Regions from separate parts of the Homo sapiens genome. Here region 1 is linked to region 2. Evidence: chromatin loops called from intact Hi-C (ENCODE). Cell type or tissue: IMR-90. All regions are shown on one strand. Region 1 overlaps PDE1A (phosphodiesterase 1A). Region 2 overlaps PDE1A (phosphodiesterase 1A).

What was found. A loop is a pair of places that touch in the nucleus more often than their neighbours do. Peaks named below come from ENCODE experiments on the same cell type or tissue, not always from the same donor. Only the 100,000 strongest peaks of a DNase experiment are listed, where the experiment ranks them.
Region 1: it touches region 2 in a loop (2.1-fold over the local background); 6 of 110 quality-filtered maps call a loop at or near these places.

What each region holds. Positions count from the first base shown.
Region 1 is chr2:182,193,503-182,196,002 of GRCh38, forward strand. All of the region lies in intron 10 of PDE1A (phosphodiesterase 1A), which reads right to left. Among named protein-coding and RNA genes, the nearest start is that of PPP1R1C, 210 kb to the left of the region's middle. In IMR-90, no CTCF peak of the experiment used is centred here; no DNase peak of the experiment used is centred here.
Region 2 is chr2:182,424,030-182,426,529 of GRCh38, forward strand. All of the region lies in intron 1 of PDE1A (phosphodiesterase 1A), which reads right to left. Among named protein-coding and RNA genes, the nearest start is that of PDE1A, 1.8 kb to the right of the region's middle. In IMR-90, no CTCF peak of the experiment used is centred here; no DNase peak of the experiment used is centred here; H3K27ac peaks cover 113 bases.

The DNA of each region.
Region 1 (2,500 bases), 230 kb before region 2:
CCACTGGTTCTATAGAGAATTTGATTGGGAGAGGAGAGGAGCATGCACTAATCTAGCCTTATTTGGAAAATTTAAGGAATTTAGGCCCTCTAATGACCCTTCTTTACTTCTACAAATGGGCCCTTCTAAATTCGAAGAACGCCACGAAAAACATTTAAGCATTTAATAATTACAGCAACTAATACATTCACTTTCAGTAAAATATTGGTCTGATATAACTATATTTCTGTGAATGTTATAAATATTTTATGGAATATTAGAACCCCTGGTGTAATCGGTGTTTATAGTACTTTTATGGCTCTTGAAACTAAAAGCTTTACTTTTTTACATTTAAAGTTATCTTGGCTCATAGCTACAGTTCTTTTCATTTCTGCAATTTTAGGGGTTATGTTTATGATTTTTTTGAAAAGCCAGATCCTTGGCTGAGAATGGACTAAGTACATTTGTATTACTATGGACAATGAAATTTATTTTGAAATAACACACTTTATACTACTTCTAGCAACATTTAAAAATAGAGAGGCCTGACTGTATACAATTCAAGGTAAAGTAAACATTTTGACCTTTCCTTCCAAATAACTTGCATTTCTAATTATTTTTTTCTTCTTGGCTAACAAGGTAATAATGATTAATAAATGCAGATTTTGTTCAAATATAGATTTTTTTCATGTGTCACAAAACAGCTAGTTGAAGAAGGGAAAAATCCACGTAGTTATTGTTATTTAGTTTAAAATACAAACACATTTTGATGGAAGTAACTATTTTTGTAAAAAAATTAACTGCATTGACTTCTTATCTTGCCAACCTGACATGTGTGTTCAAGAGGAGAATAAAAAGCAAAAACCTGTCTTCTTTTACCAATGATTACTTTTTTGGCTGATATTGATCTCTCTCTCCTATCAGTCATAGTTAAAATAAAGCAGCATCCTCCAAATCTACCCATTACTGTCAGTAGGTGTGTTGATCTGCATGAAAACTCGAGGAGACATTAATTGTATTAATAAATATCACAGGCTTGTTGCGAAAATGCCTTGGAAATGAGAACTCGCTCTACTGCCTTTTACCATTAGCAGCTTATTCAAGAGTCAGAAATCAGCGTTTCTCAAGACTGCAAATTCTGGATACAATTCTGATCTCTGGCTAGTTTCTCACGGCTTTAGAGGGTGAAACTAAAGTAGTAGCACTAAAGAATGGGATAACGTTGATGGGATTTTTAAGAATAATACAAATAGCTTGTCTTCCAGAAATATACAGCATTTAAAAAATTCTTAGTGTCTGAGTCCATTTGTTAAATAAAATGAGTTCGGTAGACAAACTAATAAGAAAATGATTTAGAAGTTAACACATCACAAAATTTCTCTGCATTTTTCTGAAATATTCACACACACACACACACACACACACACACACACACACGAACCTTTCTTGAAAGGTTGCTCTTGAAAAATTCTAAAAATCAGCTCTTTCCTTTGCTACTTTTCTGATTTTTTGAATTTCTATCCAGGCTCTAATTTTGTTCAAAACCAATAGAAGGAATTGCAAGTCTAGCATTACATTCTGCAGATCAAAAAGGAAAATACTTCTCTTAATTGGTTACTTTTTAAACTTGATGATTGTGTTGGAAATGTGCTTTTAAATTGTGCCCAGATCTTTAGAAATTCAGCGTTAAGTAACTATCAAACAACAAAATACTTCATAAGCAATGGTGTAGTATACTGATACTTTGCCTCGGAAAGTATAAAGCTTAAAATAGACTAGCAGGATAACAAATACCACCAATTCCTCACATTTGAAGCCCTCTTACTTTTGTTCTATCACTTTGCTCCTCACAATCATCCTGGGAAGTAGGCAGGATGGGAAAAGGTAAGAAGGTGTATAGAGACAGGAAGGGGAAGACTCATGTCTCCCACTCCTGGAAGAATGAGAAGCTAGGGCCTACCCTTGAGTTTTCTGAAGTCAAGTCCAATTATCTCTCTAATTTGCATTATTAGGCTTCTTATGTTTGACCAATGTACATAAAATACAGTCTTTAACAAGAAACACAAGATGTTTACATTTAAACTGTAGCTGAGCACCATGATGAGCTCTGGACAGACCTCTTTTGATTTACCTCAAAATCTCTAGCACAGCCAGTGGAATTTAAGACACAGTATTTAGCTTCTTAGTACCTTCCAAAGGAATGAAGACATATATTTGCAAATTGCTTTGTAAAAGTGCTGTTTTCACTGTCCGAGATGAAAAACCCAGTCACCTTGGCTAAATGCAGAGCAGAATGGTATCAGTACTGTGGGTCTGACAAAGTGACAGTTTTACAGATGGCTATGTGAGGATGAACAAAAATAAAACATACAAGAACCACTGCAGTCCTGCTAATTTCTAGGACATATGCATAGATACATAGACACAGTTCAATATCTTATGTCAAATCAGAGAAATGCATACAGCAAGGAGTTTCAGGTTCATTGCTTATTTACCTCCAAAGGTGTACATTATGCAGTAT
Region 2 (2,500 bases):
CGCCTCCAGAGCTCAAGCGATTCTCATGCCTCAGCCTCCCAAGTAGCTGGGACTACAGGTGCACACCACCACACCTGGCTAATTTTTTGTATTTTAGTAGAGACAGGGTTTCACCATGTTGCCCAGGGTAGTCTCAAACTCCTGAACTCAGGCGATCCACTCACCTTGGCCTCCCAAAGTGCTGGGATTACAGGCATGAGCCACGGCACCCGGCCAAATATTTCTTAATGACTGAAATTTTAAATGAATTACTTTTAAACAGCCAAGATACTATTTTCATAAAATGTCCATTAAGCTTATAACTGGCCCCACTAGCACACAAAACACACTGGTACAGATTTGCCTGTCAAGTGGATTGAGATCCAGTGTGCAAGGCCCCTAGGAAGTGGGGTGCAGTTACAAGTACATACTGAGAAGGAAAGGTCTAGTACATGGGTCTCTGAAAAGTCAGGCTTGAGAAAGATGTCTCAATGTGAGATGCCAGACAGCCTAGGGAAAGCCTAAGAGAACAAGGTGCCTAAGAAAGGAGGCTGACGAAGAAAACGAAGTGAGGCATGAGATAAGAAGCAATGCATCAAAAGCAAGCTTAACCCACTGCCAGCTTCCCTAAAAGTACAACTAGCTATCGGGAAGTCTGTGTTATGGAAATCAGCCCCAAACTTTCTCTGTGCAATTAAGCCTAGTTATTTGAATCTTTTAAGATATTCTCCATCTCCCTTTTCCCTAATCACAATCATAACCTGGTAAAAGCAATGCCAACTGTCAATGTGCCAGATGACCAATAAATCCTGCTCTCACATACAGCTTTAATCTGTTATCAGTCAAAGACCCATTTCTAGACCTACTTGTAACAACTCCCTGGTGAAAGTATGAGAGCACCAGGATCATGAAGCAAATCACTTGAATTTAACAAATTTTATTCTAATTATCTGGGCAAAGAATCTCAGCTTCCACAAAGTTCTATTTTTTACATAAATAAGCACAGAAGTGCAGTTAAGTTGCAATCCACCTTCCCCATAGCACCTAAGCATATAATTAATTAATTAGGAAGAAATGAGGATTTGGCATAAATCAGTGGTGAAAACCACCTGCTTCAATCCCCACAGCTCTCCAAAGGGGTAATACAATAAAGATGATGGCTAGGTGGATCTGATTTTATCCAACACAACCTTGCCTTTCCAAACTGCTGTGGGTGCCCTCTGTGAGTTGTGCCTCACTGGTGTTGAGTTTAGAATCATCTGGGCAACTATCATACCTTTTTGAAGTCGCACGTGCACTTGGGAGAATATAGATACTACATACAATTGGAAGAACTTTTTAGGAAATATGGTAGGTGAATATATTTTGGGGGTCATTTTAGATTTTTGGTTATTTACCAACATCATTGCATAAGACACAAAAACATATTTAAGTAGAGGGGGATAGTAATATTAAATCCATATATATGAATTTAAATATAATTTATGTTCAAAGGAAGACTTTAAAACAGATTCAAGCTAACATCTTGTTTTAAGCATTACAAAGGTATAATGTTGCTATTAATAATTCAGTAATGATGTTTAATCAGTAAAAATGGCCACATTTTATATAATTATATTCCTCGAGGTCTACTCATTCATTATGTAGAAACCACAGAGAAATTTTGCTCATACGTTTTATCATCCTGTATTTAATTCCAGACAAAAACCAGTGGTTGCAACTTGACCTTAACATTGCTAACATGTAGTATCTCTGCTTTATCTAGAATATTATTTTGTGGAAAGACAAAACTGATATATAACTGACTTTCTTAAAAATCTTCTGTTTTGAGGGGCAAAAATAGGGTTCAATTTCTAGATACTTTTAAATTATTTTTTATTTTAAATTCTAAAGTACATAATAGGTAACTAAAGAATCCAGAATTAAAGAGTCAATGAAGAAACAGCTGCTTTCTTAAAGAAAGGGTGTACCTCCCTCCAAAATTAAACTTTAGCTCAATCCATTATACTGTATCTACATTTTGCCTGGTCACAGATTCCACCACAGTGTAAAATTTTTCCTATCACCCTGTTGTTTCTTTAACTGCTGGTCTGATATTCCTGAGCGAGCTGTAAAATGTGCACTCTAGTAAAGTAGCTATCAAGTTCAAATTTATCTCCCGACACTTCACTCCAGAAAGGTGTAGTATTCACAGCACTGAAACACTGCCCTTGCCTGTAATCAGTTGAAAGAACTAAGCACAACGTTTCCTATTTAGAGGGCTGTGCAACAGCCTACAGAAACAGCTAGAGATTGCATAACGTTTCCAAAGTTTTTCCAGTACTATGTCACTTATGTGTTTGAATAGTTAAGATTTTGTAAAATGTATTTTCAGGAGTTGATAAGAGTTTGTGCACAAAGTTTCAGAAAACAGAAAACAAAAAGGCTCCCTCAGTATGCCTGAAGTTAAACTTTAAGCACTCTTGATTGCTCTGCTGTAGCTTAGTGGCAGAATCCCCAAATTAAGGATGAAGGGAGAAAC